Linked DNA regions of Homo sapiens: region 2 is linked to region 1. The links are chromatin contacts, found by Hi-C or POLR2A ChIA-PET in ENCODE. All regions are on one chromosome and are shown on one strand. Each heading gives the region's core, a stretch centred on a gene start or an enhancer-like site at or near the end of the contact. The rest is flanking DNA. Distances are from core to core; before and after follow the strand shown. Region 1 holds the start of TM4SF19-AS1 (TM4SF19 antisense RNA 1). Region 2 holds the start of TNK2 (tyrosine kinase non receptor 2).

The links. A loop is a pair of places that touch in the nucleus more often than their neighbours do. ChIA-PET counts read pairs that join two places held with the same protein, here RNA polymerase II (POLR2A). Pooled maps may share reads with other maps.
Region 2: a pooled map shows a loop between it and region 1 (4-fold over the local background). The contact joins the promoter of TNK2 here to the promoter of TM4SF19-AS1 in region 1. A Hi-C loop is called at or near these places in 6 of 50 pooled maps. POLR2A ChIA-PET finds 5 or more read pairs at or near these places in 3 of 52 experiments (WTC11, activated T-cell and activated naive CD4-positive, alpha-beta T cell).

Annotation. Positions count from the first base shown.
Region 1 is chr3:196,314,723-196,320,125 of GRCh38, forward strand. TM4SF19-AS1 (TM4SF19 antisense RNA 1) reads left to right here and starts at 3,610. Exons shown (of 2, transcript NR_046724.1): 1 at 3,610-3,715. DYNLT2B (dynein light chain Tctex-type 2B) reads right to left here and starts at 3,518. Exons shown (of 5, transcript NM_152773.5): 1 at 3,318-3,518; 2 at 1,376-1,509. The coding sequence starts at 3,430. TM4SF19-DYNLT2B (TM4SF19-DYNLT2B readthrough (NMD candidate)) reads right to left here. Exons shown (of 6, transcript NR_037950.1): 6 at 1,363-1,509. LOC107986031 (a long non-coding RNA gene) reads right to left here and starts at 2,869. Exons shown (of 2, transcript XR_001740547.2): 1 at 2,252-2,869; 2 at 1,720-2,120. RefSeq lists a silencer at 3,038-3,287 and an enhancer at 3,348-3,447.
Region 2 is chr3:195,906,637-195,911,552 of GRCh38, forward strand. It overlaps TNK2 (tyrosine kinase non receptor 2), which reads right to left and starts at 1,915. Exons shown (of 16, transcript NM_001382273.1): 1 at 1,849-1,915. TNK2-AS1 (TNK2 antisense RNA 1) reads left to right here and starts at 1,440. Exons shown (of 2, transcript NR_145450.1): 1 at 1,440-2,142; 2 at 3,229-4,916. RefSeq lists enhancers at 129-178, 229-458, 3,449-3,498 and silencers at 2,129-2,378, 2,429-2,618, 2,669-3,318.

The DNA.
Region 1 (5,403 bases), core at 2,360-4,859:
GAGATGGGAGGATCGCTTGAGCCAGGAGGTCAAGGCTGCAGTGAGCCATGTTCACACCACTGCACTCCACCCTGGACAAAACAGCAAGACCCTATTTCAAAAACAAAACAAAACAAAAAAAAACAAAACAATCAGAGAGACAAAGAGAACAGGGTAGGAAAAGCACAAAATATGCTCTACAGATGTAGTTTGGTAGGGGTCGAGGGTTGAGTAAGGGAAGTAGCTAAGGATTAGGGAGGAGAGATGGACTGCAGGTACTAAATGCCAGGCTGAGGACTTGACAGCTTGGGGGAAGAAACAACCAAGAAATACAGGGGAAAGGAGTCCCTGTACTTTCTGGTCTTTCTGAATACTAAGATTTTTTGGACAGTGTTTTATTTCACATCTTCACTCTTTTCCCCCATCTGCAAAAACTTACATGAGTAAAAGTCACCAAATAATTAGAGAAGACAAGACACTGAAGAAAAAGTTGTCTTTAATAGAATCCACAGCTAACATTCTATTTACGTTTTTTTAATAGAGATGTTTTATTTTTTTATTTTGCTTTTTTTTTTTTTTGAGACAGAGTCTCACTCTGTCACCCAGGCTGGAGTGCAGTGACGCGATCTCAGCTCACTGCAACCTCCACCTCCTGGGTTCAAGTGATTCTCCTGCCTCAGCCTCCCAAGCAGCTGGGACTGCAGGCGTGTGCCACCACACCCAGCTATTTTTTGTATTTTTAGTAGAGACAGGGTTTCATCGTGTTAGCCAGGATGGTCTCAATCTCCTGACCTCGTGATCCACCCGCCTCAGCCTCCCAAAGTGCTGCGATTACAGGCGTGAGCCACTGCGCCCGGCCTTTATTTTGCTTTTTAATACACATGAGGTCGGCTGGGCGCGGTGGCTCATGTCTGTAATCCCAGCACCTTGAGAGGCCGAGGCGGGTGGATTACCTGAGGTCAGGAGTTTGAGACCAGCCTGACCAACATGGAGAAACCCCGTCTCTACTAAAAATACAAAATTAGCCAGGCGTGATGGTGCATGCCTGTAATCCCAACTACTCAGGAGGCTGAGGCAGAAGAATCACTTGAACCCGGGAGGCGGAGTTTGCAGTGAGCCAAGATCATGCCATTGCACTCCAGCCTGGGCAACAAGAGTGAAACTCCATCTCAAAAAAAAGAAAAATAGACATGAGGCCTCACCATGTTGCCTAGGCTGGTACTGAACTCCAGAGCTCAAGCAATCTTCCTGCCTTGGCATGCTAAAGTGTTGGGATTGTAGGCGTGAGCCACCACACCTGGCCCCAATGTCCTTTGTTTAAAGATGGAGAGGGGGCAAATGGGTAATACTGACTCTGTGAAGAGAATGAGTCATTTCCAGTTATCACCATGATTACCTTTTAATTTATCTTTAATGTTTTCTGATAAATGTTTTGTAAGCTGAGGCATTTCTTCTGGAGAATATTCAGCATTTGCCAGTTCCTCCTTGAGCACAGCATGGATACAGTCTTTAACCACAGAGGGCCTGAACCTGAATGGAACAATTTGTGAACATCCAGTCGGTGACTCCACAACCCCAGCTTACCTTCATACCGCAACTTCTCCCATCTTTTTGTCATTAGTACCACTTAATCCTTCTTTTTCATATTTTTTATTATAAAATATAAACAAATTAAGACAAATCATAGGCCACATGTGTATCTTCAACCTGGACCTGCACTGAACTTCAACACATTCCAACTCATGCTCCATATGAATGTTTATTAGGCAACTCAATACATCCAATAATGAGCTTCTCATACTCCCCTCTCCCCCAAAACAAAATATATACTTGTTGTTAATTTTGTTCTGCACGCTTTCACAAAATAAAATAAAATAAAATAAAATAAAAAAATACGGCTGAATGGCATTCTGGGCATTCAGAACCTTTTACCAAGATAACTGAGGGTATCTTTCTCTGTGTTCATTCTACCCAAGGGAAAAATCCTGTATGAAATTTGTATCACTTTTTCTGTGAGTTACCAAGAGAATAAAAATAAACAAAGAAATTTGTATCACATTATAATCAAAATTCCTGTTTTCCATATTTGCCAAGCAAATATGGGGTGTGTGTGTGTGTGTAAAGTTAGTGATCTTACAAACCTAGCTGAGTACCCTCTGCTCTGGCCCGTGAGCCTGACATTTTTTTCAGTGTGTGTGTGTGTGTGTTGTGTGGTGTGTGTGTGTGTTGTGTGGTGTGTGTGTGTGTGTGTAAAGTTAGTGATCTCACAAACCTAGCTGAGTACCCTCTGCTCTGGCCCGTGAGCCTGACATTTTTTTCAGTGTGTGTGTGTGTGTGTGTGTGTTGTGTGGTGTGTGTGTGGTGTGTGTGTGTGTGTGTGTGTGTGTAAAGTTAGTGATCTTACAAACCTGAGTACCCTCTGCTCTGGCCCGTGAGCCTGACATTTTTTTTCAGTGTGTGTGTGTGTGTGTGTGTGTGTGTTGTGTGTGTGTGTGTAAAGTTAGTGATCTTACAAACCTAGCTGAGTACCCTCTGCTCTGGCCCGTGAGCCTGACATTTTTTTTCAGTGTGTGTGTGTGTTGTGTGTGTGTGTGTGTGTAAAGTTAGTGATCTTACAAACCTAGCTGAGTACCCTCTGCTCTGGCCCGTGAGCCTGATATTTTTTTCAGTGTGTGTGTGTGTGTGTGTGTGTGTGTGTGTAAAGTTAGTGATCTCACAAACCTAGCTGAGTACCCTCTGCTCTGGCCCGTGAGCCTGATATTTTTTTCAGTGTGTGTGTGTGTGTGTGTGTGTGTGTGTAAAGTTAGTGATCTCACAAACCTAGCTGAGTACCCTCTGCTCTGGCCCGTGAGCCTTAATCCTAGCGAGGGCTCGCTGCGGTGGTCTAAGGGCCTCCAGATCCCACCCGGGTAGGACTTCGCACAGATGCAGCTCCCGCGCCGGGAGTGAGCCCATCCTGGCACCCGTGTGCACAGTCACCCTCGAATCACGGCTGAACGGCATCCGACGCGAGTGGCTTCCTGCCTCTATTCTACCCATCTCCTTACTCAGGACGCCATCGCGGGTTTCCCAGGGCCAACCATTCCCGCCGCGCCACCCTAAGACGCGCCCGGCGCCCAAACACTGAGGAAGCGGGTGGGGTCCCCTGCGGCCCCTGCAGCGGGAGGGGCGCCCGGACGTCACAGCAGGGCCGCCCGCCCGCCTCGCGGCCTCCCGCCTCCCGCCCCGCGGACCCCGCGCGTCCCCCGCGCTCCTTCCGTGGCCCAGGTCCCAGGCGAGCTCCGCCCCTCAGACCAGCGCGCTCGAGGTCGCCCCGCCACAGCCCGTCCTCTACCCGCCTCTGCTGGAAAACAGGCCGCAGAATATAGGTGTTCTCGGGCTCCCCTGCGTTCTTCTCAGCCTCAGGCACCCCGTCGCCCACCGAGAAGGACACTCCGATGGACGTGGCCATGCCGGGGCTTCTCGGTCCGGGCGTAGCTCGCGATGAAGGCCTAGCGGGTTGCGGTCGCGGCCGGCAGCAGGGAAAGCGTCTCCAGGGCAACAGGGCCGCCCTCCCGCCTCGCTGAAGCCCGCGAGCGCCCCGCACAGCCGCCCTCCCTGCCCGCGCCTGCGCACCGGCTGCTGGGCGGGAACTGGTCGCGTCCGGACGCGCGACAGCTTCCACCCGCCTCAGGCAGTATCAGCCGCGCCGCAGTCGGAGGAAATAGACGCGGGGCCTGAGGCTCCTGGACTTGAGGTATTAGGCTGGTGCAGAAGTAATTGCGGCGGCCGGGTGCGGGGGCTCAGGCCTGCAATCCCAGCACTTTGGGAGGCCGAGGCGGGCGGATCACCTGAGTCAGGAAGAGTTCAAGACCATCCTGGCCGACATGGTGAAACCCCATCTCTACTGAAAATACAAAAATTAGCCGGGCGTGGTGGCGCGTGCCTGTAACCCCAGCTGCTCTGGAGGCTGAGGCAGAATAATCTATTGAACCCAGGAGGCCGAGGTTGCAGTGAGCCGAGATCGCGCCACTGCACTCCAGCCTGGCGACAGAGCGAGACTGCGTCTCAAAAAAAGAAAAAAAAAAAAAAAGGAAGGAAGGAAAGAGACTTAGGCTGCATTCCCCGCTTTTAAAAATATATATTTATTTTTATTTTTTTAAACGAAGTCTCGCTCTGTCACTCAGGCTGGAGTGCAGAGGCGCGATCTCGGCTCACTGCAACCTCCACCTCCCAGGTTCAAGCAATTCTGCCTCAGCCTCCCAAGCAGCAGGGATTACAGGCGCGCCCCACCACGACCGGCTAATTTTTTTTGTATTTTTATTAGAGACGGGGTTTCACCATATTGGCCAGGCTGGTCTCCAACTCCTGACCTCAGGTGATCGCCCACCTCGGTCTCCCGAAGTGCTGGGATGACAGGCGTGAGCCATCGTACTCTGCCGCATTCCCTGCTTATAAGCACCAGTCCCTGGTCCTGTTTTAGAAGGCTGTTGTATCTTGGCCTCTGCTAGCTTCAAAAACTAAGGCCCGATGAGGTAGCTCGTGCCTGTAATCCCTGTTTACAGGAGAGGCTGAAAGGGCAGGGATTCCTTTTTTTTTTTTTCCCACTTGAGACAGGGTCTTGCTCTGTTTCTCAGGCTGGAGTGCAGTGGCACACTCACCGCTCACTTCAGCCTCGACCTCTTGGACTCAAGCAGTCCTCCCACCTCAGCCTCTGGAGTACCTGGAACTACAGGCGAATGCCACCGCGCGTGGCTAATCTTTTTAATTTTTGTAGAGATAGGATCTGGCTATGCTGCCCAGGCTACTATTGAACTCTTGGGCTCAAGTGATTATCCCACCTCAGCCTTCCGAAGTGCTGGGACTACAGGCATGAGCCATCACAGCCAGCTGGGATATTGTTTTTCGAATCGCTGTCATGTTCTGTACTATATGCAGTTCCTGAAAGAATGGAGGCAAGAAGGAGTCAGCTAACCACTGTGAACTGTCTTAGTGCCAAGGACCCACCCTTCTCTCCTTGGGGTCCTGCTGACCCATCAGAATAGGGCTGAGCCAGGATGGGGCTTGTGGAGATGATGTGTATGAGTGTGCATGCACTTGTGTGTGCATGCCTAACATCCAAAACTAGATATAAATTCTTTAAACTTTTCATTAGTTGGCCAGGCACGGTGACTCGCACCTGTGATCCCAGCACTTTGGGAGGCCGAGGCGGGCGGATCATGAGGTTAGGAGATCAAGACCATCCTGGCTAACATTGTGAAACCCGGTCTCTACTAAAAATACAAAAATTAGCTGGGTGTGGTGGCATGTGCCTGTAATCCCAGCTACTTGGGAGGCTGAGGCAGGAGAATTGCTTGAACCAGGGAGTCGGAGCTTGCAGTGAGCCGAGATCACACCACTGCACTCCAGCATGAGACTCTGTATCAAAAAAAAAAAAAAAAAAAA
Region 2 (4,916 bases), core at 665-3,164, 410 kb before region 1:
GGGAATAAGGGGGATGTTCACTATCTTGAAGGTGGGGGTGGTTTCACGGGTATATACACAGGCCACAACTTATTAAATTGTGTGTTTTAAATATGCTCAGTTTACCATATGTCATTATATCTCAATAAAACTGTTATTTAAAACAAACAAAAAGAAACACTGCATCTTCTAGACGAAGCACAAGGTGGGGGCTAATCCCGGGCTCAGGGGCCAGAGGGAACAGTCTGACCCTTCCTCCCTAACATCTGCCGGGGCTCCGGGGAGGTGGGCACCAGGCTCCAAAGGGCCTGAGGTTTCTTTACTCACGACACTGCAGGGGAAGTCCTGGCCCACCGCAGACACCAAGAAACTGAAACCTAAAGACATTATGTTGCCCAAGGAAGTTACACAGCTTGTAAGCGATATAACCAGATCAAAAGCAATCTGTGTGATGCCAAGGCCTTTCTCCCATTCATCTACCACAAGTTCAAAAACGCCGACCTGAAATAAGTAGGTGAAGATTGTGTGTATGTGTTTAAAACAGACCGTTCTCTCCACTGAAGCCAGACAGTGAGAGCCACTCTGGCCATTCCAGAAGCGTCAGGCACCGTGGGCACAGCAGCTGAACTTCCGGTGCATGAGTGTTTGGGTGGCAGCGCGACAGGCATGGGATGAAGCTGACAGGCGGGTTTGAGTTTGTCTGAGGAGCGGGCTAACCGGCTCCTCCAGCAGCTGCTACCTCCAGCACCACTCCCTCTGCCCCCAGAGGAGAGCACCCAGTCTGGTTCGGGACAGGGGTCTGGGTCCATCTGACTCACAGCCACACCTCGGGCTGGGGCAGAGGAGGGTCCTCTAGCTAAGGCCCTGGGCAAGCAGCAACCCTGCACCCATCCCCACCCAGGGGCAGGGGAAGCAAGCACCTGACAGTGCCAGGTAAGAGGCGAACAGCTCTAGGAGAGTAAGGCCCACAAGCAGCCCGCCAAGCCCCCTGGGGGCACGAGGCGGAATGAGTAGGTCTGGCACTCAGGCCACGAGGGAGTCAACAAGCCAAATACAGCCCCCACCCTTGGCCCCTACAAGCCCTACCTCTAGACTGGGCTGGGAGCTCCTGTCCTGACAGGTGCAGAGCCCATGATACCACAGCGGCCCATCTGCAAACCTCCCCAGGGTGGGGCCACAGAGGCAGCCCAGAGCCCTGGGGTGCAAGTGCACCCTCCTCTCCCGCCCCTCTAACGCTGGGTCGTCCCACCCAGAGACGAGAGGGCTCACCAGTTGCTCTCCCTCCTTCCGCCCACTAATCATCCTTGGCTCTGGGCCCTCAGGGTAAATCAGCTGTGACAGGACGGCGTGGCAGAAGCGGGCCAGGCTCGTGCCGTACCCAAGCCACTAGCTGTCACACTCATCTCAGCTCACGTGACCAACAGGGTTACAAGATAAGGTTCTGTTAATCCCACGCTGCCCTCTTCCCTTCTGTGGGACGTGTTTTGAGGACTTGTGTGTTGACTGCACCATGCAGAGCATATAGCATGGAGGCACCCCTACTGCCATCGGGGGGCAGGTGGAGGGGGGACCGTCCTGCAGCTCCTCCCTGGGGCTACCCCTCTCTTCCCTCTGCACAGACCTGGCAGCCACCCAGACGTCCCGCCTGCTGCCTAGACTCTAAGAAGATGCCCTATCACTCCAATTACCATACACAGTACTGGCGGGGGAGAGGTCCTGCCTTGCCGCTGAAAACTGCACTGCTTCCTCCCTCCAGGGATGAAAGGCCAAAAGAACGAGGGCAGTGTGGAGTCTACGCTCTCGCCAGGGACCTGCAGCCTCTCACTTCCAAGCACACCAACTCCAGCTAACAGGACTGGGCTTCCTTACCTGCCGCCTTCCGCTGCCTCCCCGCAGACACAGCTTCAGCGACGCCCAGGCTGAGACGGCAGAAGAGGTTCCCGCCGGCCGCGGCCTGCCCTCAGGCAGTGGCTCCCAGAGCTCAGCGGTTCCCCGCACTCTTCTGCGCCCGACTCCCCATGCCCCTACATCCTGCGTCCCCTTCAGCCCCGGAGGTACCGTGGGGCCCGGGCCTGCCAGTCACCACCTCCTCCTCCGCCGGCGCCTCCGGGTCCTGAGCCCCTCGCCGGGTCCCTCTCCCTCCTGGGGCTCCTTCCCGTTCAGGTAGGTTTCCTGGACAGCCCGCACCACCTGTCCCTCCTGCACCCCGGGCAGCCAATTCGCCTCTTGCACCCCCAGGCGCCCCTCCCCCGCAGGCCCCCGGGGCCCCACCGGCCGGGCCCTCCCCACCAGCTCGGGGCGGCTTCGGGGCGCCGGGGCCGCTCCCAGGACCACCGCCTCCCGCCCGACGCTCTCCCACTGCCGCTCCCCCAGTTCGCCGGAACTTTCCGGCCCCTCCCTGCGCTCGCGGGGGCCTTCCCCGGACTCGGACGCCGGTTCGGGCTGCTGCAGCAGCCTCCGCGGGCTCCCCTCCCCGCGCTCCTGCACCCCGGCCCGGGCCTCGCCGCGCTCCTGCACTGCGGGGCTGCCTCCGCCCTTCTCCTGGTGCTGCCCGCGGGGCCCCAGCCCCTCCTCCTGCGCCACAGGCCAGCCCGCCGAGCCCGTCCACCACGGCGGGCGCCCCCAGCCCGCGCCGTCCGGCGGCCCCCACACCACCCCCCGGCTGGGCTCGTGGCCGCGGCCGCCGCGCTCCTGCAGCCCCGGGCCCACCCCGCCCTCCTCCTGCACCGCCGGGCCCACCCCGCCCCGCTCCTCCACGCCGAGCTTCAGCCCGCGGAGCTGCTGCGGGCCCCAGCTGAGAACCCCTACGCGCTGCGGCTGCTGCTCCGGCAGCGCAGGGCTCAGCCCGCCGCGCTCCTCCTGCGCGACCCGCCGGGGGCCCCCGACCGGCTCGGCCCAGCGCACTCGCTTGCCCCCCAGAGGCCGCGCGCTCCCACCCCTCCAGATGGTGCTGCCCTCGGCGCCCGCTCACACCGCCCGCCCGCCCCGGCCCTCCCCTCCCGCCCCGGGCCGCCCCCGAGTCCCGCGCCCGCCTCCCCGCCCTCGCCTCCGGGCGTCAACGTCGGCCCGCCGGGCGCCCGCCCCGCGCCGGCCCCCGCAGGTGAGCGCCCGCCCGCCGTCCCTCCTGCCGAGCGCCCCGAGCCCGCCTGCGCCTGCGCCTGCGCCGCCCCGGGGTGGGGGGTGGGGGGGAGTCGGCCCGCCCTCTTAAAGGGCCCGGCCTCATCGCTCCTCCCCCGGCTCCTCCCCCAGCCTCCGGGGCCCTACCCCGCTCTCCCCGACTCCCCCGGGCCCGGCCTGCGCCTTCCTGCGGTGCCGAGGAGCGGTGGCGCCCTGGGTGAAGAAGTCCCGCCGAGTCGAGGGGCGCAATGGAGGAGCGCCGGAACAGGTCTCTCATTCCGAGTAGCTACCGTTGCACTGTGCGAGTGTAAAAGTCACTTCCACCCGGTCTCAGTTGTTCCAACCTCAGTTGAAGTGAGGAGGTTGGACTGGAAGGTTTCTGGGGTCACTCCAGTGAGGCTGGGGTTCTAGTCCCAATCTCACCGTGGCACCCCAAAGGCCCAGAAACCCGGACCATCACCTCTCTTTCCCCGGGGCCAACGGAGCACTCCTGAAGGAGGGAGGGTTTGTCTCAGGCCTGACGATTCCTGATGAGGACTTGGGCAGAAACAGCCCCAGGCAAGCGGACCTTCATTCCTGCACTTGAGCCGTCTCCTCCCTGCCCCCACCCCAGAAGGAGAAAACCCAGCGCTCGGATTCCCAGCGGCGGGGCAGCCTGCAGGCCCTGTTCCCAGCCCACAGACCCATGTCCCAGCCCAAACGGAGGCAGCCCTGGGCAGCGGGCGCGTGGAGCCCAAGGGCTCAGGGCCACTCAGCCCTTGTTACTGTCCCTCATCTAGAAAATGGATGTAATAACAAAACAGTTCACGGTAGGTGGCAAGATCAGACACATCGGAAACTGTGTAGGGCTGGCTCTTTCTGCGCTCACACTGTCCAGCAATGGGCCCCAGGGACTTGGCCAGAGCGCAGTAGGGCAATGAGAAAGGGGTGGCTTCTGGAAACCTACACGAGGCCCAGTCTGGGTGGATTTGGGTGGCGGTCCCTTGCCTGCGAGGTGGGCAGGGCAACTTTCTACTAAATTATCTAACACTGCCAGTAATGGCAGCCCTTCCCCAGGGAGCCAGGAGGCTGGGCCAGGACCACCCCCCTGTCGCCTGGCTTCAGGAAAGAAAGTGGGGAAGACAACAGATTTGGGAGAAGGAAACTGAGGAGGTTTTCTCCCAGTCTCCCTCACGCTGCCTCAGTCATGGCCATTGCTAAGACTCACAGAGCCCAACTGTGCAAGGCCCTGCACTTCGCATTCTTCTCATCCAACCCCATGACAACCCAAGGAGACACATAATATCCCCATTTTACACGTGGCAGAACTGAGGTTCTACATGGCCAAGTGACTTGTTCAGTGCCATACAGCTGGTAGTAGTGAAGCCAGGATTCAAATCCAGCTTTCCGACTCTAAAGTCTAAGGCACAGACCGAGTGTGGTGACTCATGCCTGTAATCACAGCACTTTGGAGGCTGAGGAGGGCAAATCATTTGAGCTCCCAAGTTCAGGACCAGCCTGGGCAACACGGCAAAACCCTGTCTCTACAAAAAAAATAGAAAAATTAGCAGAGCATGGTGGCACGCACCTGTAATCCCAGCTACTCGGGAGGCCGAGGGGGGAGGATCGCTTGAGCCTGGGAGGTGGAGGTTGCACTGAGTAGAGACCACACCACTGCACTCCTGCCTGGGCAATAGAGCCAGACCTTGCCTCAAAAAAAAAAAAAATCTGAGGCACAAAAAAGCAACGCCAAATCCAGGGGCCCTGCTTCAGGAAGCATCAGGACTAACTAGATTTTATTGGTCAATAGATGCAAACAACTGATTTAGAGCAAACTTCCC